Linked DNA regions of Mus musculus: regions 1, 2, 3 and 5 are each linked to region 4. Evidence: chromatin contacts called from ENCODE POLR2A ChIA-PET data. All regions are on one chromosome and are shown on one strand. Each heading gives the region's core, a stretch centred on a gene start or an enhancer-like site at or near the end of the contact. The rest is flanking DNA. Distances are from core to core; before and after follow the strand shown. Region 1 holds the start of Tmem39a (transmembrane protein 39a). Region 2 overlaps Fstl1 (follistatin-like 1). Region 3 holds the start of Timmdc1 (translocase of inner mitochondrial membrane domain containing 1). Region 4 holds the start of Gsk3b (glycogen synthase kinase 3 beta). Region 5 holds the start of Adprh (ADP-ribosylarginine hydrolase).

Evidence for each region. ChIA-PET counts read pairs that join two places held with the same protein, here RNA polymerase II (POLR2A).
Region 1: POLR2A ChIA-PET joins it to region 4 with 10 read pairs in embryonic stem cell. The contact joins the promoter of Tmem39a here to the promoter of Gsk3b in region 4. POLR2A ChIA-PET finds 5 or more read pairs at or near these places in 3 of 5 experiments (Patski and embryonic stem cell).
Region 2: POLR2A ChIA-PET joins it to region 4 with 13 read pairs in Patski. The contact joins the enhancer-like site here to the promoter of Gsk3b in region 4. POLR2A ChIA-PET finds 5 or more read pairs at or near these places in 2 of 5 experiments (Patski and embryonic stem cell).
Region 3: POLR2A ChIA-PET joins it to region 4 with 14 read pairs in embryonic stem cell. The contact joins the promoter of Timmdc1 here to the promoter of Gsk3b in region 4. POLR2A ChIA-PET finds 5 or more read pairs at or near these places in 3 of 5 experiments (Patski and embryonic stem cell).
Region 5: POLR2A ChIA-PET joins it to region 4 with 18 read pairs in Patski. The contact joins the promoter of Adprh here to the promoter of Gsk3b in region 4. POLR2A ChIA-PET finds 5 or more read pairs at or near these places in 4 of 5 experiments (Patski and embryonic stem cell).

The regions. Positions count from the first base shown.
Region 1 is chr16:38,559,858-38,564,649 of GRCm38, reverse strand. It overlaps Tmem39a (transmembrane protein 39a), which reads right to left and starts at 1,836. Exons shown (of 9, transcript NM_026407.3): 1 at 1,520-1,836; 2 at 349-535. The coding sequence starts at 461.
Region 2 is chr16:37,785,772-37,790,565 of GRCm38, reverse strand. The region is part of intron 2 of Fstl1 (follistatin-like 1); the gene reads right to left. Among named protein-coding and RNA genes, the nearest start is that of Fstl1, 11 kb to the right of the region's middle. Within about 2 kb of position 1,967, at least 2 of the 3 ENCODE cell types and tissues checked have a DNase peak (open chromatin) inside an H3K27ac peak, as active enhancers do.
Region 3 is chr16:38,520,263-38,524,829 of GRCm38, reverse strand. Timmdc1 (translocase of inner mitochondrial membrane domain containing 1) reads left to right here and starts at 2,167. Exons shown (of 7, transcript NM_024273.2): 1 at 2,167-2,489. The coding sequence starts at 2,296.
Region 4 is chr16:38,087,542-38,092,636 of GRCm38, reverse strand. Gsk3b (glycogen synthase kinase 3 beta) reads right to left here and starts at 3,636. Exons shown (of 11, transcript NM_019827.7): 1 at 2,024-3,636. The coding sequence starts at 2,111. It overlaps BC031361 (cDNA sequence BC031361), which reads left to right and starts at 3,377. Exons shown (of 1, transcript NR_033221.1): 1 at 3,377-5,095.
Region 5 is chr16:38,449,326-38,453,950 of GRCm38, reverse strand. It overlaps Adprh (ADP-ribosylarginine hydrolase), which reads left to right and starts at 1,262. Exons shown (of 4, transcript NM_007414.3): 1 at 1,262-1,422; 2 at 3,468-3,822. The coding sequence starts at 3,510.

The DNA.
Region 1 (4,792 bases), core at 587-3,086, 470 kb before region 4:
CAAGTGGTACACAGACATACATGCAGGCAAAACATCGGTACACATAAAAAAATAAATAAAACTAAAAAAAAAAAATTTATGTTAAAAAAAAGAAAAGGAAAGGAAAAGGAAGGAAAAGAAAAGAGAAATGGACACTTCTACTTTGTGGTCCCTGCGTAACATCATTCTACCTGCAAAGAACTCTGAAAAGTGAAACACTAAGTTTTCAGTCTTCAAAGGCAGAATTCCTACTTCAGTGATAAGTTTGATAAGCAAACATTTGAATAGAATTATTTTGTATTAGTCTCACTGATAACAGGCTATTACAAATCATGCCAAGTGTTAAGCATAGAATTATATGTTCTTTACCTGTTCCTCAAGCCCGTCCCATTGCCACAGCCGCCGCCGACCAACGTCTGTATGGAAGGTAAAGCTGACCGGCTTAGCTGCTGCCGACTGGGACCCCGCCTTCTACTGGGCATGTCCAGGAACCAGGTAATTTCCAGTGCCACCTGAAGTTGCCACCCAGGCTGATGACTGTCAACTTATTTCAAATCTGAATAATATTAAAAAAGAAAGAAAGATTGTAACTTTTTCTAGAAGTCAGTATAACAAGCAAATGTTAAAACTCAGTGAGCAGATCTTATAAAATCCAGATTGAATTTTCAAATAAATGTTCCTGTCCCTATATACTGCTTGGATCTGGGGTAAGGTCAGAGGTTTAAATTCTGAGCTCAGCTGTATTCAGCATTAAGGCAACTCCCGGCTGGTGTCTTGTCTTGCTGACTTTTTCTTAAATAAAACAAGACTACAATCTACAAGGTGGCATTCTACAAGAAACACCACAACTTACTCGATTCTAATTTGCAATTTCACATTAAAATCACTTGAAATACAGGAAATATCTCTGTCCAAAATATGAGGTTGTTATCAAGGAATCTGACTAAGATTTGCCGCAGGTTTCTGACCTTGACCAAGTCATTTAACCAGAGTTTGTTTCTTCATTTCACTCAAATGGTTGCCCGTTTCAGAAAAGCTTCTGTAAAACCGCTAAGAAATTAAATGAACGTGCAAAATTAAAGGGCTAAAGAGATCTTCAGGGGGGAGGTGGGCGGACGACGACATTATGTTTTCCTCAATTTCGGCAAACATGGTTCTGCCAACATATACCACGTATTTCCTAAATACGACTAAAAATACTCTGAAAAAAAAAATTTTTTTTTTTGCTTAACATTACTACTGTAGAGGGATCCGAGGTTCCCTAGTCCACTGTAGGCTAACAAACGCCAGGTGGGACAAAGACTCCAAACTGTTAAAGGCAAAGAAAGCTGATCCCTGCTCAATTAAAGAGAAAGTACGGTGAGGGCAAAAGGCTGGGGCGCATCAGCGTAAGATTGTTCGAGGTGGAAGGCGAGAAACCACAAACTTGACTGGACTAAACCTCCAAGACGGAATCACCTAGTGGTCTCAGGCCGGCGGCCGAAAGAGCCGAAGCACGCCAGGGCCGGCGAGATGACAAAGCAGGTTAAGTAAAACTCACGCATGGGACAGGCTGGCCACGGAGAGGGATCCCTGGGAGGAGGCGGCGGCTTCACAGCCGCGACCCCGGGCACCCAAACTCACTCCCTCCTCTAAAGCGCTCCAAAAACAGCTGCCGGGACGCAGGCAGGATCCCACTGGACAGTCGAAGAAAGCTCTCGGGTCGCTAGGTTACCAGACCCAGACCGGGAGTCCGTGCCAGAGCCAGAGCTAAAGTCAGAAGCACAGTCCGACCCCATCACCAAGACTCATCATCCTCAGCCTCCATCGCCCGGGAGCTGAGGAGACGTGGCAGCGCACAGCGATGACGTCAGCTCTGCGTCGCGCTGGCCCCCGGAAACAGGCTTGCGGCCAGCAGAGCTGGCTCGCCCTCCTCCCGGCGCACCTGCGCAGTGGGACTCTCCGGCGCCCGGGCTTTCCGGCCCATACGTGCCCGGCGGAGTTTTTCTGTTTGTTGGTTAGTTTGGTTTTTGGTTGTTTTTTTCCCCAAATTTTCCCTGGCTCCAGTCAGCTAGTGTCTAGAGAAATGCTTGGAGAAGAGAAGGGAAATTCGGAGATGCCACCTAAGATCACGTCTTTCATATGCAAACGACTGTGACAAGCACGTCGGACGCCTGCCCCTTGCAGGGACTGAATATTAAATAATGAACTAGGTAGATAATAGAAATAAAGAATGAGTTCTAGAAAAGTTAAGTCTAATAAATAAGAGAACGCAGCAACAAGCTTCAGTAATGCTGTTAAGAACAATAAATTCACAGTTAGAAGTATATCTGAGCAGAGCAGTGGTGGCGCACGCCTTTAATCCCAGCACTTGGGAGGCAGAGGCAGGTGGATTTCTGAGTTCGAGGCCAGCATGGTCTACAGAGTGAGTTCCAGGACAGCCAGGGCTACACAGAGAAACCTTGTGTCAAAAAAAAAAAAAAAAACGAAACAAAACTACATCTGAGGTCCAGGGATGGCACTAGTGCCAATACTGTAAAGGGTCTGAAGCTCCAAAGATGAGTAAGCTGTTTTCCGAGGACAGTACGTGGTAAATAAAAAGATATGGAGTCTCAATTGTACAGCTTACTTTACCATGCTGAGTTCAATCCCTAGCCTTCACCCTACCCCCCCCCCCAAAAAAAAGATAGGCAGCCCAATGTTGCCCAGAACTGTCAGTAGTTTGATATCAAAATGAAGCAAGCCTGATAGGGCTGGAGAGTTGGCTCAGCAGTTAAAGAGCACTGAATGGTCCTGAGTTCAATTCCCAGAAATCACATGGTGGCTCACAACCATCTGTAATGGGACTTGATGCCCTCATCTGGTGTGTCTGAAGACAGCTACAGTGCACTCACATATATAAAATAAATAAATCTTTAAAGTAGAAAAAGGTAAAATAAAGAAGAATAAGCCTGGTGTGCCGGTGGAGGCCAGGGGGATGCAAATTATAACTACATTGAGATGCCATCTCACCTCAGTCAGATTTGCTATCATCAAGAAAAAAGATAAATAGATATAAATAAATCAAAATGTTGGCTAGGATGGAGAGGAGAAGGATCCTTACTCACAGTTGGTGTCAGTATAGAAAGGTGTAACCACTGTGGCCTTCATGATGGAGGTGTTTGAAAATGAAAACAAACAAAAATCACAATGACAGGACCTGGCTGTACCAGTCCTGACCATATGCACCCAAAGATAGTTGCACATCCATGTTTACTACCGTTTCATTCACAACAGCAAGGAAATTGAGTCAGTCTACATGTGCATCTTCAGATGGGTGGATCATTAAAAAACCCACGATGGTTTTTACTAAGCTTTAAAGAAAAATGATGATAGAACTGGAAAATATTATATCAAGTAAGGCAACAAGTTTGAAAAGAGAAATGCCACGTGTTCCCTCACATATGCATATTGTTTATGTGTGGGGGGTGGGGTGGGGGGGCATGTGAATGCCAGGCCAAGAGTGTGGAGGTCATAGGACAACCTTGGGTACTTTCCACCTAGTCTGAGACAGTTCTCCTTGTTATTGGTTGTTTCGTATGACAGGCTATGTGGCCTTTGAGCTTCTGGGGAGTCTCCTGCCTCTGCCTCCCATCCTCCCACAGGCCTGCTAGAATCAGATGTCTACTACCACATCCAACTTGGCATAGCTCCTGGAGGACTCCTGGCCTCACGTTTGCATCACAAGCACTTTACACACAGCCTCTCCCCAATTGTGCATCTTGAATTGTATACCTGTGTGTTTGTGTAGAAAAGAGTATGGATACCAATCAGGGAACTAGAACTCGACCCAGAGAATGAGAAATGAGGCTTTAAGGAAGCAGCAGGTGAGGGCGGGTGAGATGGCTCAGTGGTCAAAAGCACTGACTGCTCTTCCAGAGTTCCTGAGTTCAAATTCCAGCAACCACATGGTGGCTCACAACCATTTGTAATGGGATCTGAAGACAGCTACAGTTTTTTTAAAAAGGAGGAAAGTGAAGGAGGAAAGGTACTGTACTAGCTGGATGTTAGCAGGACAAGGGGACAACCAAAACTAAGTAGGTGTGAAAATGTGACAAGGACACCCTTTATGGTAATTAAGAAGTAAATTTTTGTTTTTTTGGTTTTTTTTGTTTTTTTTTTTCCGAGACAGGGTTTCTCTGTATAGCCCTGGCTGTCCTGGAACTCACTTTGTAGACCAGGCTGGCCTCGAACTCAGAAATCTGCCTGCCTCTGCCTTCCAAGTGCTGGGATTAAAGGCGTATGCCACCATGCCCGGCAAGAAGTAAATTTTTAGAAAAAAAAATCTGCCAAAGGAGAAAAATCAAAATGAGAATTCCCATGAGATCATCCCCAGGCGTCTATCTTTGTATCAGCTGTAGGATTAGTCAACGTCTATTAGAAACTGTAGCCGCCACCCCCACCCCTGGACTATATATCTCATCTAAATGTCACAACCAGGTTGGAGATAGAGCTTAGGGATAGAGCGCTTGCTTAGCATAAGTGAGCTTCAGAATTAATATTCCCCAGCACAGAAAAAGGAACAAAAACTTCAAGGGGTAGCAGCAGACGTCTGTGCTCTCAGCCCATTGGAAGTGGAGATAGGAAGTTCCAAGACTGCCTTGGTTACAGAAGATCCTACCAAAATAAAGTAAATAAACCCACAAACATGTTGACCGATAGATAGCACACCAAAATCCCATTTTATAGAAGAAACACAAGAACTGAAACCAAACCAATGTTGAAAACAACCTACCTAAACTAAGCCAGAATCCAAAACAGAGGTTTGTCTGACAGTGACCTAGCAACAAAGCAA
Region 2 (4,794 bases), core at 718-3,217, 300 kb after region 4:
AGAAGCCTGAAGCAGCCATTTGTGAATGAATGGCTGCAGAACATTTGCCTCTTTCCAACCAAAGCTTCTGTGAACCGGGCTAAACCAGCAAGAAGCCATGAGGTCTTCCTGGGCCCTCAAGATGGAGGCTGTCAGTCAGTAAAGGGGACTTGGGTGTCCGTGCTCACTGTGAGCACATGCATATCTGCTTCACTAGATAGAGCTGCTCCAGCAGACATTCCTCCCGTAGCACCTCACCGTTTAAACCACCCACTGATCCCTGGGGCAGTAACCAGGAATCCCCCTGGGCTGGCGTTTAGTCCCTTATCCATTTTCTTGCTTTCTTAAAAATGCTATGCCCCAGACATCACTCCCTCTCCGAAACTTAGCTGGCTTAACTAATTGCAGATGTTTTGACCATTTTTGGTTAAAGCAGAATGACTGACCGACTGGCTGAATGACAAGAGTTCACTAGCAGCTAAGTTTCATAACCACAAAAGATAAGCGCTGCGCCTAGGCTTAGACATCATGACAGTCTACAGAAGCCACAAGGTACAACAAGGCAGTTCATCAGAGAAAATCCCAACACACATGTGTCCCTCTCATTCGTTTCCGTAGGAATCTGTGGTTGAGAAAAGTCTTACTACAAGATACTGGCAGACGGCTTTGTTCCTGAGGGGTGAAATTTAAGCCAGTGTGCATGCGTGTAGATGTGCAGATGTGTGTACATACATGTGTCCAGTTCTAACCTGTACAAGAACTTCTATTAGGAAGGACACAGACATTGCATGGCTAGCTCCTATTCATGACCAGAAGTCAGGGCAATTTACCTGGCTATCTACTAGGGCTTGGAGTCAGGACATGGCACCAAGCACACCAGTGGGCTGAAGCCTCCAGGCTAGCCTTGGCTTGCTTACAAAGGTCACTGGATCTCAGTGTTGATGACAAAGACAAAGACCAGTGCCTGATGCAGCCGACTGCCAGATCAGGGACAGGGGATGGAGGCAGGACGTTCATCAACACCTGTTCAGGAGCTCCTAGATCCTGGTCATGGGCCAGGCAACACGGTGAGAGATGAGAATGATTCCAAACACCATTTCCACACAGCTATTTTTGTAAGCCCTTTGCAATGCTACAGCTGAAGGAAAAGTCGGAAGAAAGTCGGTTTTCTCATGAAAATCATAGAGTTTGGATTGATCTTCATTTTGTCATTGCTGTTGTTGTTTGTAGATCCCTCCCTAAATCCCAGGGGGATCTGGGATATTCCAGCCCCCCCCCATCCCCACCCCAGTGCTGATGCACAGTTGCCAAATGACTCATATCTGTGGGGTAATCAGGACTTGGGATTGCAGAGCACAAAGGCACTTGAGGCACCGCACTTCGGAGTTCGATGATGCACTCAGTACCTAAGAGGGGGACCCAGGGGCCTCTTGCCTTTCTCCACACTGTTTTCTTGGTCCTTGGCCAGCCTCTCTTTCCCATGGCTCCCCACGGGTAGGAAACTGACGTAAGAGCTTAATCAAATATCCTACTTCTAAGTAAGAATATTTTGATGATCCAAATTGCGTGGACTTACAGGGATAGAGTTTACATTGCGGGTCTCTCCCACTCTTTTGAGGGGGATGAGGGGTTAGATGTTTGTCTCAGTCCACACTTGGGGTACCACTGGGCTATTCATCCCAACCTTGTCTGGCCCAAGATGAAGGGAGCTTGCTTGATGCTAGGACAGTAATCTCAGCCACGTGGCCAGCTGTAACTTCTCAGTTCAGAACCTCACAAAGCAGCCGAATCCTGGGCAGGCTCATAATTCACTCACTTGCTTCTTACGTGTGTGGGTACATGCTAGCCCCCCAAGACAACTCAGGGCTGACTTTGAGAAAAGCAGGAAATGAGTAAGGAAGGAACCAGAGTGAGCAGTGCTGAGGGAGTCAGGGCTGCAGAGCCCTGCAGGCTGCTGTGAAGGCGCGGTGCCAAGCAGCCTCTGCTGTCTAGACTTTAGCTGGCCTCTCCCAGTGCAGGAGAGAAGGAGGGAGGAGGGGAGCCAGGCGAGAAAGCCTGTAGCTCTTTGTTCAGCTAATGCAAACACAGGACACAACTTCCGACAGGCTCCAGGCTGGGGGCTGGCTCTATCTAAGACATTTCGTCCCAGGAGCTGGACTCCTGCTATAGGCCGAGGGAAGTTCCGTTAATCCATCCATCATGGGGAGCTGAGGATGATCGTATTAGTCCCTGAGAACTCACAGTTCCCCACCCAAATTGAAGTGAGTAATATCCAAGAGATGCACACTGTAGGGGTGAAGGACTATGTTTAAAAAAAAAAAAAAGATTTTCCAGTTGTGTTATTTTAGCTTGTTCATTAAAAAGAACTAGCTCTTGAAGGGGGCCTCAGGATTCTGATGAAACCAGTTGATTAAAATGTACAGACACAGAAACGGCAGCCACAGTCCAATAGGCTTATGACTCGGGGGTAATGTTAGCTTTGGGAAGCTTTGCTAATCTAAGCTGGTGGGGAAAAGGGCCTTTTCTTCTGAGTGGCAGGGGGGCCCTGTGGCAGGGCACACGCCTTTATGAGTGCAGTGCAGGGTGGGATTGGCCCAACTGACCCCCTCAGGCAGGCATCTGTGCACTACACGGCCATATTTAGCAATCAGATTGGAGTTTAGAGCCATTTTGCAGTTCGGTCTTACATAGTATGGAACAGTTGTGAATACGTTTCAAGGACACAGAAACTGCCTTAAAACATCTCCCGAGTCTCTGGCCATTAGCTGGCAATATTCCCAAATAATAACTGCAGTTCCGCACATGTCAGAGAGGCAGCTGGGGCTGGATTCAAGTGGAGATCATGTGGCTGGAGCAGGCGAGGCTGCAGGATCAGGTCAGGTACTAGAGCCATTTAGCACTGATGTGCCTTGAATAGTTAGTGACTAGGACTGTACAGTGCTGGAGCCATACTACAGGCAACATTCATTGTTGGTGTGTTTTCAGAGTCTGGCTTCTGGAAATCAGACCCAAGGGCACAAACCACTGAGCTTTGACTTGGGGATATCAAACCCTGGGTTTTACATCCTGGCTCTACCATTGGTTAGGTAGCTGATACAGGGTAACTGAATGGTTTCTTCATGGGTAAAATGAGCCTTATAATAGTTACTTGTCACTTTTTGAGGATTAAATAGAAGCTCTCTTTTCTGCCTATGCTACACTGTAGGTCCCTTTCCAAGTTCAGCCGCAGGCTACTTCCTCTGACAGACTTTCCTGGACCTCTGCACAGGGTAGATTCTCAGCCATGATCCACTGTTTCTCACACTGGACAGTTCTGAGGCCATGACCTTCCCTGCCTACTTCTCCTATTAGACCAGAGGTTCTCAATGTTTCTAACGCTGGGACCCCTTAATATAATAGTTCCTCATATTGTAGTGACCCCCCCCATCATAAAATTATTTCACTGTTTCTTTGTAACTGTAATTTTGCTACTGTTGTGAATCATAATGTAAATATCTGTGTTTTCTGATGGCCGTAGGCATCCCTGGGAAAGGGTCATTTGGGACCCACAGGTTGAGAAACACTGCACGAGACCAAACACTCCAGAGAGTATGTTTTTCACCGGCTTTAACTTAGTGCCCTACAGGGAGCACAAGTGTGGGAGACCTTTGGCTTTCCTCTTGCTAGTTGATTATGAAAAAAGGAATTATTTCAGGGGAGTGATACGGAGGAGCACACCAGGGTCTGTGAGTTTAAACTGTGTGGAGACGAGCAGAAGGTTTGTAGATATCCGTCAGCTCCTAACAGCTCATGCACTTCGGGGTGATGTCTATAAGGAGAGCGGGAAAAGCAAGAGAGGAAAGGCTAGGCAATAGGATGAGGAGAGAAAGGGAGAGGGTGGCAGGGAGGAGCCCTGGCCTGGGAATGGGGTCTGTGAGCACGTGAAGCTGGAGTCAGGCTGGGCTCCGGGTGGAGCAGTGCTCTCTTAGCAGAACCCAATGTTTTCCTTCAGAGCACCAGGTTCCACCAACACGTCCCAGGACCTACCTCAACATCATGGACTACCTCATTGTTCCCCACAATCACTGTCACTTAATAACAAAAGTGCTCTGTAATGTTAAAGACAGACCTTGGGGGCCAGGCAGCTTGGCACCAGCCTGTCATCTCAGCACTCGGGATGCAGAGGCAGGAGCATTACAAATTCAAGGCCAGCCTGAGGCACACAGCAAGATTCTGCCACAAGGGCCAGGGGACATGCTCAGTGGTGGAGCTCTTGGCAAGGTTGAGCTAGGCCTAGGGTTCAATGCTTTAGTTTAACTAAAAACAGATGCACAGAAAAACAAAAGAGACTCGGGTCAAGAGCACAGGACAATGAAGGGGGAGATGTGGGGAACCTCAGAATGACATGAAAACGGGAAAGCGCCAGAACCCAGAAGAGACACCATTTCAGATAAAGTTCTGTACAAGACGCTGCCACAGTGGCCACGCTGACAGAGAAGACAATGTCAGCAGGCAGAAACGATCCCAGCTGCCCTTGAGCAGCCCCTGGAATTCTGGTTGGCAGGGACCACACATCCCACTGCTGTCTCTCAGAATTTTCTAAATCAGATGCAAGAGGTAAGGACGGGCTGCTCGTTCCTGTTGTCCCTAGCGGCCAGAGCCATTTGGGCTGTCTACAGTGATGATGCAGGCAGCGCCTCCAGGAAAGTCCTGTGCAGTCCTGTTAGTCTCACACTGCTGCTAATGGAGGGAAGTGTGTAAAGTGACTGATATAACACCCCAGGAAGGGCCATGAGGTAATGCCTGAGGCTTCTGCAGATTAATAAGTCATATTTA
Region 3 (4,567 bases), core at 918-3,417, 430 kb before region 4:
CTGACAGTATTGCTTTGAGACCCTTCAAGATCAGAGAACAGAGCTGGGCGGTGGTGGCATATGCCTTTATTCCCAGTACTTGGGAGGCAGAGTCAGGTGGATTTCTGAGTTCAAGGCCAGCCTAGTCTACAGAGTAAGTTCCAGGACAGCCAAGACTACACAGAGAAACCCTGTCTCGAAAAACAAAAAACAAAACAAAACAAAAATCAGAGAACAGAAGAGGCGGAGTGTTTCTCTGCTGGTAAAGGAAGGTAAGGTCTGGTAGCTTCGAGAATGTGGGAGGCTGAGTAAGAGAGAGAGTTAAGGTAGAGCGGTGAGATGGACCATCACCAAGGGCCTAGGGAAATTCTCGGTACTAGGTACCAAAGGCAGCTTTTGAGTCTTTGGGGCTAGGATGTAGGTGAGTGGTAGGACACTCGCCTGGCATAGGAGCATTTTCCAGGACCACCTAAATGGAAAAGGGAGCTGAAGAGTTTGTGAAATCTATCTGGTACTAAGGAAGACCTTGTTTGTCTCTACAGGATGTTGGATCCTGGGGACATCTGAGCTATATGTAATGGTTTTTAACATTTTATTTTATGTATTTGAGCACCCTGTCTTCATGCACATCAGAAGGGAAGATCAGATTCCATTACAGATGGTTGTGAGCCACCATATAGTTGCTGGGAATTGAACTCAAGATCTCTCAGAAGAGCAGCCAGTGCTCTTAACCACTGAGCCATCTCTCCAATCCCCATAGGTAAATGATTTTGTTAGTGTTTGCCCAATCTTTGCCCTGTCCTCATTCATGTCGACCCTGATTCTAGAAAGTTCAAGTGCAAAGGATCATTTCCGGGACCTCAAATGTGTCAAAGAAATGCACTCAGCTCTTCTCACAGCTAAGCTAGACAGTCAACACATTCATTTTGTTGGGCTTTCAGGCCCTGGGACCCTAATCCCAGTGACCACCTCTGAAAAATAGACCAAGCAGGCATCAAGCTAGAGCTAGGAATTGGGGTCTGAATAATTCACTCAACATTTAATTACTTCAGGCAAGTGGATCACTGAGATGGAGGCCTGCCTGGTCTTCAGAGCTAATTATGTGACAGCCAGGGCTACACAAGAGAAACCCTATCTTGGACCCTCCTTCCCTCCAAAGAAGATAATTACTTAACATCTACTTCATGGTATAGACTGATTGGTGATTCCTAAGTCCAAATCCAGAGATGAAAGCACAGCTTCAGTCCTCTTGATAGAGATCAGCAAATAGGCAATTATACCACTGCAGTAAATGCTAATGGGGGCTTCATTCACGGCACTTTCCTGAACCTCATCTGTAGAGATGTCCCACAGTCAACTCCCAAATCCTATTACTATATCCTCATGAAAGTTTGTAATCAATCACTTATTTAGGTACTCCGTGGAAGTGACTGTAGAGCACCACCAAGCTGTATATTCATTGTGGTACTTTAACTAGAAAAGAAAAATAGTAGGTGAAAGGGTTTGCAAAGACTATGAGATTTGTGGTAACGACCAATAACTAAATTACACAAAATGATTGGGAATATTTTTACCTTGGTAAACAAGTTTTTTGGTTTTGTCTTGTGTTGAAAGAAACAGGAAATAATAGTTTCAGTTATTAAATGATAATTCTAGATCTTTTGCCTTCTCGGAGCAGTAAGCATACGGATACTTGTAGTGGAGCCCACGTTATGGGGAAAAAAATGCCCACAGCTGATATTTCAAAAATAGTTTTTAAATCTTGGACCTTTTCGGGTGCGCCCTAAGGTTAGACTCTGCTCCGCCCAGGAAGCTCCTCCGGCCCGCCAGGGCGTGGCCTAGAAGCGCATCGCCTACCTCTTTCCCCACTGCGCTTGCAGTGATTAAAGTACTGTCCCCTTCTGCGTGGCCTTCTGCATCTTACATGAGCCATCTCACTTAAGCCCCTGAGCACTTCAAGCTGAGCAGGTCCAGAAGACCAGAGTTACGGGGCGCAAACGCCAAAGGACATCACTGAGATGAAACGAAACGGCCGCCAACTCACTTCCGGGGCTCGACTGATCCCTAACCCTGCGCTACCGAAAGAGCTCTCAGTTCCAGTTTCTACGTCCCGAGCCCCGCCCTCACCCCGCCTTTGCGCGACTAGGGGCGGGGCTTCCGGTCTCCTTTCCGAGAGCTTCCGGAAGTGAGCCGGCTGGGGACCGGATGTGAGGTTCAGTGTCCCCCAACGTGCCGCTAGTGGGCTGTACAGGTCACCCTCTCCCACGGTGCCCGCCGACCCTGGGGTGTCTGTCTCTCTGCGGGTAGGAGGGCGCCATGGGCGCGCCGCCGCCCGCTCCCCGCAGCCGCCTTTGCGGAGCCTGGGGTCCTTTCCCCCGAGTCTTTGCTGCCGGTGCGGTGGCTGCGGATTCCCCAGGCTTTGTGGAGGATCGGGAGCAGCGTTCAGGTGTCTCAGACCCCGGTTCCCTGGAATCCGGATGGGACCGCCTCCGGCAGCTGTTTGCCAAAGAGTAAAAATGTCTCGGGTGTGTGGGGAGGGATGCTCGGGGGACGGCCGCAGCCCGGGCGAGCTCCAGCGCGCGGTCCCTGCGACGCTGAAAGTTCTCTCTGCCCGGATAGTGTCCGACCTGGTTGACATGCAGCCTTCTGAGTCGGATTCACTCAGAGTCACACTCTTAAGACAGTATCGTTCTCGTGAAACCAGTACCCTAACTTTACATATTAGAAAAATTGGATTCATTCGATTATTGTCATGTAGTATCACTGGGAACTATATTGTGAAGTCTACACTAATATTGTTTTTTCGTATTTCGTTTGATTTTTCTTTGTCAGTAATGGCTTTATATACTCCAGAAGCTGGAAGGACAGAGAGAATTGTTAATTTATCATTATTATTTTGCACAAGAAAAAAAAAAAAAACAGTGACAACTGTTCTCCTCCTCCTCCTCTCCGCACCTTCCAGCAGCTCTGCCCCCTTGTTCCCACCTCCATTGTTAAGAACTACTTGTATGTGGGGGTCGGTATTTGGGTATGGGCAGTAGAGTGCACATGCCCTCAGCCAGAGGTGTCAGATTCTCCTGGATCTGGAGTTACCTGGAGTCACAGTTACAGGGGTTCTAAGAACTGAACCCGGATCCTTTGTAAAACTAGTACACGATCTTAGCTGCCAAGCCATCCCTCTAGTCCCCCAACTCTCCTTTTTGAGACAAGAGTTTTGCTGTGCTTGTAGACCAAGCTGGCCTGAAACTCAAAGCTACAATCCATTCTCAACCTCCCAGATTTTGGGATTACAGCCGGGTCTTCTGGGATTCTGGGCCGAGCCTCTCTTTTTTTTTTTTTTTTTTTTCCCTGATGGGGGTTGGTCATCTGCCACAGATGTTACACGCCCAGCTCCATCTCCCTTTGCAGAAGATACTAAAATAAACTATGTGAGGAGTAAATGATTAATCCTGCATTACTTTCACCTGATATTTATTTAACGTTATTCATTTATTAATCAATGGTGAAAGTATCTCTTTTCATGAAGTAGTTTACCATACTACACTGTTATCAAGTGATTATAAATAAATTTGGACAAGGGAGCTGGCAGACTTGTATTTAATAATTCTATTAGTTTCAGCATCTCTTTTTAAAAATTATTTTTATTTTATGTGTATGAGTGTCTTGCCTGTGTGTATGTCTGTGTGCATGTCTGTGTGCCTTCCTGATAACCATGAGAGCTACCTCGTGGGAATGGAATCCAAGCCCTAATGCTGGTAACTGCTGAGCCATTGCTCTGCCCCCATCATCTTTGTTTTAAGAAATAATGTGTTAGTTTTTCTCAGAGGTCCTCCCAAAAGTTTGTATATTTTTGAAAGCTTTTTATTTTGGTTTTTCAAGACAGGGTTTCTCTATGAGTTTCATGGCTATCCTGGAACTCACTCTGTAGACCAAGCTGGCCTCGAACTCAGAAATCTACCTGCCTCTGCCTCGCAAGTGCTGGGATTAAAGGCATGTGCCACCACTGCCAGGCTTTTGAAAGATTTTTGTGTAGTGTGTAAGAGAAAAAATATATATGTGCATAACCGTACTACCATGACTCACAGAAGATGGTCATTTTTATCAGTATTTTAAGCCGTAGAGTACTGGAACGAAAAGAAACAGGGAAAATAATCTAACGCAATTTTTATGCTTTTGTCTATGAAAGGGACAACCAAGGTTCTGAGAGGTTGATCTGGTTGCATACTATTTAGCAGATTGCAGGTTACAGTCCCACTGTTTCTGAGTTGAGACAATCCTGTTACTGGGCCCCATTATCTTTGGCTGCTTTTGTGACAGTTTTTATATTTCGTTTTCTTTCTTAGAGGAGCTTCCTTGTGGGGTCTCAGACAGCCCATGTCAGTCTCAGATGCCTGTGCAGCTGAGGATGACCCTGCATCCCTTCCAAGCCCTGCAGATCACGGGAGGGTGTGGTCAAGCTCGGCTTGGGCTCTTAACAGCAGTACCTTTAGGAAAATCCTACTCACTGAGCTGTTTGCAGGACCAAAGAGGCAAAGCGCAGAGACCTCCTAGCTTGTTAAACTTCCTCCTTAAACATTTTTTACCTAAG
Region 4 (5,095 bases), core at 2,387-4,886:
TTATCAGGCTATTGTCTTCACCTTTTCCTGAATGTCTGCCTTTATATCAGAGGTTCTGGGAACAGGGACTATATAGGATGTCATATGTGCCTTTCAGAATACCAGCACCTAACAAATGCCTCTTTCATCTACGTGCCCTTAATGTCAAGGTTATTTTTTTAAAAATAGTAATAATTAACATTAAACTCTAATTTTTTTAATGTTTAAAATTAAAACACTTTAAGCTGTAGTCCTCTCACAGCTCCTCCATCCTAAAGAACCTCTATCAAGAATAAGTTGTTTTCAAAGAAAATCCTGGAAACAATATGAAAAGTCCCCAATTTTGGTATTTATTCTAGCATTACAGATCTCTGAAATAAACCTAATAAATAAATGGTCTAAAATGGACTGAGCAGGTTTTTTTTTTTAACTAGCCAAAGCATACAACACACAAATACTTAAGTACCATGAAAGGTTCTTCAGTAGTTACCATGAAGTCTACTTCATCATAACTGATAATTACCCTAGCATTTTTTTAGATTCCATTCAAATGACTCCGTAAAGTGCTTAGAAAGCATGACCCTTCCCTAAAAGATGCGAAATCAGCTTCCCTCTTAACATGCCCTGCGTTCTAAATTTGCTAGTCACTGAAGGAAAAGAAAAAAGTGAACTTGCAAAAATCTCTCCCACTCAGCCATCGCTTTGGATATAACTTTGGGCTTCTCTGTTTCAGACAAGTTCCAAAAGCCTACAGGACTGCAGCTAAAAGGAAACAGGTCCAATTGCTTAATCAATTGCATATAACAGCACATGCATTTTGACTTTTTAAAAATCTTAGTTCTTCAGTTACATCAGCTCCTCTCAGCAACAAAACAGTTTTATCTGTGTCCTCCCTCTTCTTTCTCATCGAATAAGGAAAACAACATGGATATTTTGGCCAGAATCTGCAACTATGTTCTAATAAGCTGTCATGAAATACCACATAAACATCTCCACAAATAGATACATTTGAACACTGGATACTCAGTATACCAAACACTTCAAGAACACAAGACTCTTTTTTTTCAGCACAGATTCCCCGGGAAAGACTGACAGATACTGACACATTTTAAATTATCCTAAAAGGGTATCCTCTTGTACTCTTAAAAATAATAATAATAATAATAACAAGTAATAAATGCAATGCCACCTCAAAATTAAACTTAAATGAGGAGTCAGTGACAACACTTAACTTAGTTTGTGGCAAAATGACAATACAACCTCAATCAAAAGTTGAATCTCCTTCCAAGTTACCTTTTGATTAAACAAATTATATGGTGGCAGATTGGTAATGTCAAAACAGGAAGGTTAAGAGATAACACATTAAACCACTTGAAAACAATGCACTTAGAGATGCGACTGCTGCGGGATATTTATCAGCTTCCACCACCCCTAGACGAGTGAGGGATGGATGCTAGCTTGCCTCCAACGGCAATGTGGGTTACCAAGCAAGTTCATCCCCAGATTCAAAAATACTTTGTGTAGTCACACGGGCAAATAGGAAATATTAGGAGGCTGGGGCATTTAATATCTCTATTTTGAATACAGAACCCTGATAACCTGAGCTAACTAAGATAAACTCCCTCATTCCAGAAGACAAGGACTCGGCAAATGTACATCATGGTTTATTAATCAAGCCTTGTCCTCCTCTTCTTTATTCAAAGGGATGGGCAAGCGAACGCTTCTTCCATCGCTTAACCCGGAGGCACTGGAGCACTTGAAAAGACTACCAGCAGCACGGAGAACGTAAGAAAAGAAGTTTCAAATCCAATCAGGCAAATAAAACTAATATTCTCTCAATCCAAGGTTAATGAGGCGGGGGGAGGGGGTACGGGAATGGGAGGAGGAAAAGGAGCCTGCCTCTTCTTGACTCAAGGCTGGTTTTGCCCTTTTCCACGACCACTGACTGTTCTATCAGGTCTGTTAGTGTAAGATCCTGGTATTTCGAGGTTTCTTATCTAAATGGTAAGGTGGAGGAAGGGTGTAAAATAAAATCGATACTCACTGCTAACTTTCATGCTACCAAAAGCTGAAGGCTGCTGCACTGGCTTGCAGCTCTCCGCAAAGGAGGTGGTTCTCGGTCGCCCCGACATGATGGCTCTTCTTGAATCACCTTTTCCTTCCTTAATCCTTTTCTTCCTTTTGTTTTATGTTAGGGTGCTAGGTTAATGATAAATGCAGCATTAAGTTCTCCCGCAAGAAAGAGAAAGAAAGACTTCGTTCTCTTGGCTTTTCACTCCTTTTGTATAGCTATTTAAGAAGAAGGAAAAAAAAAAGGAGCTATGTATTTCTTCAAGACAGATCGGTACGGATATTTAACACATAGATGATTTAGAGCTGGGAGAAAAATACAATTCTTTCACCTCCCTTTCCTGGAAGAGGAGAAAAAGGGTGGAGTGGAATCCTTAAAAATATATATATATCACGTGAACGAGGGCAAATACTTGATTGAAAATAAGTACTCTGAGTATTATATTTTTCCTCGGGGATTTTTTTCCGAGTCAATGAAGAAGGGAAGCGGCGGAAGGATCACGAGCCTCACGCTTGAAGAGAAGGGGGATGGGAAGGAGGGAGGAGATGGCTCGGAGATGCGACGGCAAACGCTGCGGCTCCGGCAGCAGCGGGATCCGGCGGTCTGACGGCGGCGGCGGCCGGGTGAACCGGAGGGCAGCGCAGTCGCGAGTCAGCGGCGGGCGGTGGCGGCGGCTCCTCTCCTCATTGCGCCAGGAGCAGCTGCAGGCGGTGGCTGGATCCAGCGGCCATGGCGGCAGCGGCGGCGGAGGCAGCTCCCTTCAGACCCCAGGCAGCGGCTCCCTGACTGCTCCCCATACGCCGGGGACATGGGAACCAGGCAACCGCTTCCGTCCCTCGGGGTCCCCTCCCCCGTCCGTGGCCCCGGCACGGCCGGCCTCCGCCCCTCGCCTTTGCTCAGCGGCTGCTCGGGAAGTGTCCGCGCTGTGCCCGGAGCCCGAAGCCCTGTCAGCGGCTGCAAGGCCGGCTCCTCCTTGCTGCCTTCCTTCCTTTGTCACTCGGCCCAGGCGGCGGCGACGGCGGCGACACAAGCCCGCATTCGGCCGGGTCGGGGGCTGCTCTGTGCGAGGCGCGCCGTCTGCGCAGCCGCCTAGCCCTTCCCCACTCCCCCTCCCCCTTCCTACTCGTCCTCCGCCTCCTTCCTCCCCCACCCAGCCCTTACACCGCCCAGCGCCCCGCCGCCCGCGTTACAGGCGTCTGGGAATCGCTCGCCGAGCCCGCGCCCGCCAGCTTCGGCTGTAGAGCCGAAACCCAAGCCGGAACCAATCAGAGACGTCGCTTGCTTGCAGCTCCTGCCGGAAAAAGCCGAGCGACCTGGATAACCAATGAGGAGACGCCGCTGGGAGACCACGCCCCAGCAACGAGGAATGCCGAAGGTAGCCGAACAGAAGGGAAGAGGGTTCTCCTTGTCCTGTGGCTGGCTAGAGAGAAGAGTCGACAATAGCGACAGTGGCCAATCAGAGCTGTTGGCCCTCAGGGAAAAGCCTCAAGAGTTAAGGACGGCGAAACTCCCGAGTCGCGGGAGGAACTGCACGGCTGGGCGCCGCGCCCGTTTCCTCATTGGCTGGACAACTCCGCTGGGCGTGTACCTTTCTCGGTGATTGGTGAAGGGAAGGGGGCTTCCGAGGACATCGGGCCAGTCAGAGCCTCCCCTCCCTCTTTGAGGCGGGGAGAAGAAGAAAGCGGAGGGAGGGCACCTATAAAGTGCCATCTCATTGGTCTGCAGCGTCGAGCTGGAGCGCGGGGGGAGGGGAGCTTCGAAAGGGAGAAGGAGGGTGCAGGAGCCCGTGGCGGCGGCCAATAGGCGCTCACTGCTGTGCAATCGCAAGACCTAGCTGCAGTGGGATTGGCCTCGGGTGGTCCCTAAGCGGGCGGACGGGATGAGTGGTCGGCCTGCATCTGCTTTCCGAGCCGACGCTCGTGCTGGCTGTGCAGCCCGGTCCGACAATGCTGCGGTCGGAGGGTCGGGCCCCGAGCGCTCTAGTGGGGCGTGAGGCCGTCCCCATTCCCGGGAGCTCCGCGGGGCGCGGCTTACCAAGTGCGCCCGAGGCTCCCCACCGCGCGTGCTGAGCCTATGAGAACGTCTATTCTCTGAAAGACGTAGGGCGCCGTGGCCGGGGCCGAACCCTCTAGCGCTTAAATGGGAACAAAGCTTCCAGAGAAGGAGAGCCTCTGGGCAGCCGCGCCCGCCCATCGCGGGGGGCCGCTGATCTCGTGGGGGGGGGGGGGGGAGCCCTTTGCAGCAGGCGCACAAGGCCAGACCAGGCCTTCTGGAAACGCCCCCGAGAGATGAGCTCATGCTAGATGAGCGCGGTCCATGGGCGCGACTGTCCAGCGCAAAAGCAGCCCCGAAAACAGGTGAGGGGAAATGTGGTCAGGACAGTACCTCGAATCCTAGGAGGAAGCTCAAGTCAGAATTGCTCGCAGCAGTTTTTAGTGTTATTGGATGATCAGCACACTGCTGCCTAAGTAGGTTTCACATGTAGTCCAGCGTCCATTGTTCTACAAAGGAGACCATTGCCTTGGTCCATCCGAGAGCTGTGTGGCGTGGCTACTACGACTAGAGTAAGTTAGAGTGGACACTGGCAATCCTGACTGTAATCCCGTGATACTTGTAATACCCACCCGCATAGTCATCTCTTTCTGTTGAGATGCTATCTCCAGAAAGCACATGTAAAAGTACACGTACTTGATCAGATTGCTTAGCTATTGCTTTAAAATCTGATGAGGGACTTGGGACAGAACAAAGTAAGCTTTGAAGGGAGCCAGTAAAGGTCTGGATAGTGTTTGCAGACTCAGATGTCTGTAGAGGCCTGGCAAATAAAGCGAATGACACCGGCCTGGTGGAAGACAATAGGAATGTTAGATGATGTGGAAACGGGAGTTCCATCCATGCCCTTAAGGGGGTCCACCATTAAAATAATCGTATTCTCCTTTTTTTTTTTTTTTAATTACCAAAACCATAACGTTGAAGTTTTATGTGTGATCTCTAAATCTGACGTGTTGGCAACCGATATGCCGAAACCACGTAGACCAACAAAGTAAA
Region 5 (4,625 bases), core at 13-2,512, 360 kb before region 4:
TCACATTAGTAGTTGATAAAGCCAGTTTTTAAGAAAGGATATAAAATTCTATTTAAAAAATGACCCCATTGTTTTAAAATCATATGCATACCATAAAGACTGATATATGTATCAGGGGTAACATCTAGTTTCTATTTTTCTCTAAAATATCTTTAGATATAATATAGAAAAAATATTCTAAAAGATATAAACTAGGTGTGGTGTTGTAAGACTGAAATTCTAGCATTCTAAAGGTAGAGGCAGGAGGATCACGAGTTTGAGACCAGCCTAGTCTCAAAAAATAAATCAAAATTTAATTTTCCTTCATTCCTCTCTTTACTCGGAAAGCTTCTTGTTCCTCTTCTAATTATTTGCAATTTGATGCTTACCCTTCCAAGCAACACACACACATTTATTAAATATATTAACTTTCCTATGACTTATCAATTTATTTTTGCTTAATAAAAGTCCCTAAACTCCACGTGAACACCTCCTTTATTATTGTGATTAATAGATTTATTTACACAAGAATAGAGTCACCAACGCCAAAATTAATAGATGTTAAATGTTCAGTTCAAGTTTCCTTCCCAGATAAGTCTTTCCTTTTTTTCTGTTTTGAAGACATAGAAGAGGGGATGTGAGTTCTTGGGAGTAGGTCTGAAATTTTTGAGCAGACATGTTCTGATCTTAAGTCTAAGGAGTCAAAGCAGGATCTTTGATGTGCGTCAGGGTCACTGTATAGAAGCAGATACTCCATTTAAGCACAAGGCCCGATTTGTGCCTTTCCGGAGACGAGGCTGTACCGAGCTGGGTCGAGGGTACGGGGGAGTGTTCACTGGCACACGTTTATTCTCGGAACCTGACATCTGGGCTCAACGCCGCCATTGCCACCTTAGGGTTTTAACAAATCCAGAGTCATAATTTAGGGGAAAGAACCTTAAGAGTTCCCCTCTAAGCTCCCGTTTGAAACCCTTCTGTGGAGAGCACGCAGAACCACGGCTGAACGGACTAGGGTTAGAATCGGTGAGCCCAAGCCGCTCTGGGCGGTGGGTACCAGGCTCTGGGAGTCCAACGGTCCGCGGGGCAGAACCCTGGCAGGGCAGAACCCTGGCAGGGCGAGCACGAGGCTGGCCGGACACCACTCCACTCGGCCCACACGCAGCGCGGAGCGGTTCCCGAGCTGATGCGCAAGGCTTGGGCGCCCCCAGCACCGCCCCTTCCTCCTTCCGTCCAGTGCGGAGGACGCGGGAGGACGCAGCTCCGCCGGAAGCCGCTGTGCGCCAGCGACCCGCCCGGCCCGCGGCTCCGCCCCTGTTCGGCTTTTGGCTTGGGTGCCCACAGCAGGACTCCTGCGCCCGGTACCCCGCCTCCAGCTCGGGCAATCCTGCCCTCGGCTCTGGACCACCCCGATCCCGCCCCACGCTCTCAGCTCCGCCTCAGCAGGTACAGCCAGGAGTCCCCGAGCCACTCTCCTCTTACTGACCTTAGTACCCGCTCGGTCCCGCTCTCACCTCCAGACTGGTGCTAGGCCAGTGTCCTCAAAGTGGCCACCAAGACTTTCCTGAGTGCATCGCGGCCTCCCCTCCCCTCATCCCCTCTCCCTATTCCTCTTTCTACCCAGGCCAGGAAACCAATGGGAAATCCCGAAGTGTACTTCGGCTTTGATTGTATAGTTTGATGGCTTTGTCACCTGTGCCCGTTTAGAGTGGGTTAAGGAATAATGACTTCTGAAGGGTGGGTCTGGGCCAGGATGGATGCATGTGCCAAGGTGAAAAGGAATTTCAAAGAGAAAAGATACTGGCTACTTCCTCCGTAGGTTCCCACACTCTTCCATGGAGAGCTCAAAAAGGGAACCTGGAGCATTGGGAGGAGAAGGTGGGGGCGTTAGTCCTTAGTTCTCAGAGGTTAACAAAGCTAGGGCTTCGAAAACCTGGGCCAAAACAGGACCTCGGAGAACGAGGCCTTCCTCCCCCACAGATGGGAAACAGATGGGAAACTCCAGCGTGAGAGGATTGTTAGTGGTCACAGAGCTAACACAAGAGACTACAGAACTCTAGTTCCTAGCCGTTATTTATACATAAAACACACACACACAACACCACACACACACAACACACACACACACACACACACACACACACACACACATGTAATCAGGATCAAGCATGGAAAAGCCAGATCTTTACCCTTAACTGCTTCTCCAGGTCTCTGCTGGCCTGTGCCCTAGACCTGAGCAGTGTGACTAGATGGATGGTGGAGGTACCTGGGCTTGAACTAAACCTAAAATGGCGGTTAGAGGAAGAAAGACAGGTGGATGGGAAGAGCTTGGGCTGAGGGCAGGGGTGAGCTAGGTCTTTTTGCCCCTAAGAGTGTTTGCCCCTGTTCATGGGGAGGCTGGGTGCGTGGAGGGGGCAGACAGTGGAACACTGAATCACCACACGGAATGGGTGTCATGGAGCCCTGGCCTGAGTAGAGTAGAAAATGTGTACACCGGGAAGCCAGGGCTTTAGCAAGGATTTCATTTGTGGTGGGAATAGCATTTGCAGCCCGGCACTATAGAACTTTTACCATATAGAAGACAGACAAGGGGCTGGAGACATGGCTCAGCAGTTTGAGAGCACTGGCTGTTCTTCCAGAGGGGCTCAGGTTCAATTCCCAGCACCCACATGGCAGCTCACAGAGCCAGTTCCAGGGGGCCCAACACCCTCACACAGATACCAGTGAAGCCAAAAAACTAGAGTATGTAAATAAAACTGAATATAAACTAGAATATGTAAATAAAACTAAATCATTTAAAAATTTTTAAATATTGCTGGTAAAGGGAAAATTGCTTATAGAATTGGTTGTAGATGGATAATAAAAATAATCACAAAGTTGTGCTCACTATGTACTTTATGGAAATTCATTCATTCATTCATTCATCCCTCATTACACATCTGGGTTTTTCCATTATCACTTTACCTGAGCCCAAAGTTAAGGCCAGGGCCCAGACCATGTAATATGAAGCATTCTGGCGGCAGGGAACTAGGTCGGATTCCATGGTCTGTACCTATTGATTATGTAAACTTAGCTTCCATTTCCTCATCTGTAAACAGTTAGCTGTAGTGTCACTCTCCGCACAAAAGAGAGAGAGATCTTCCAAAGCGAATATCAGGTGATGGAGAAGATGGCAGGCCTGGCTTGACCTGTGGGTTTTAATGGGCTGGCCACTCCTCGAGAGACCACGACACAGCTGGAGACAAGCTTTGGAGTCGAGCTTTGGGCTGTGATAGAGTCCCAGCCCTCCCCGCTAGCTCTGTGGCCTGATTCAGTTCTCTTAATATTTACAGAGCTGCATTCTCTCCACGATGACTGACTTACTCTTGCTTAAGACCCTCGAGCAGCAAATCCCTCATAGAAGACGATCGAATGGGTTAGGCTTAAGGCAGGGCCTGTGGGGAGAGTGTAGATGTTTGTTTTCCGATTCATCTTCCTCTGCTCTTCTCCAGGAGTCTCCGTTGCCCCATAAGCCCGCCTGTGCCAAGCTCAGCATGGGTGGGGGGCTGATTGAGAGGTATGTGGCTGCCATGGTGCTGAGCGCGGCTGGAGATACCTTGGGCTACTTCAACGGGAAGTGGGAGTTCATTCGGGATGGGGAGACGATACACCAGCAGTTGGCCCAGATGGGTGACTTGGAAGCCATAGATGTGGCACGATGGAGAGTCAGTGATGATACCGTCATGCACCTGGCCACAGCGGAGGCCCTCATGGAAGCCGGCCAGTCCCCGGATTTGCCTCGGCTGTATTCCCTACTAGCCAAACATTACCGGGACTGCATGGGAGACATGGATGGCCGGGCACCAGGTGAGTGCCAGTCTCTGGGAGGTTCCCGAGGATGGAGAAGCGGGCCCAAGGGGGACGCTAAGACTGTAGATGGAGAGTAATATGTCTATTAGTCACTCGTAGGAGGACTTTGATTTCAAAACCAGCCCAGGCTCCGTAGTGAGATTCTGTTTCAGAAAATCAAAAGAAGAAAAACTTCGTGAAACATTTCATTATCAGTGAAACAGAAACTAGTGTGGATTTCAATTCTTGTAACTTACTCATGGTGCCACAGTCACAGTTCTGTGTGTTGTGCAGATGAGATATGGAAAGGATTTATTGATGAAATTGGGGAAAAAAATAGGTTTCAGGACATGTTGTGAAAGTAACTTAAAAGTACCAGAGTTTGCCGGGTGTGGTGGTGCATATCTGAAATCCCAGCACTCGGGAGGTGGAAACAGAAAGATCAGGAGTATGGGAAGTGCAGGAGGTGAGGACCTGAGTTCAAATCCCCCAGCACCCACATAAAATGTCACATATGTGACCCGTGTGTGAAGAGAGACAGAAACTGGAGGGTCACTGGAGCTTCCTGGTCCCTAACCTACCTCTAGACCCTGCATCAAGGGACTGAGAGACGGACATGTGTGCAAACACCACACACACAAAGAACAGTTGCTTATCTCCATTGAGGGAAGTCTGGAAGCAAACACAGGAATATGTTCATAATTCTACCTGAGTTACACAAGTGATCACTGTAATTGTCCTTCTGTTTGTATTTTCTGCATTTTTGTTATGAATGACCATAAAGAAAAACTTTTAAAGAAGTATTATTACTTAAAAAAAAG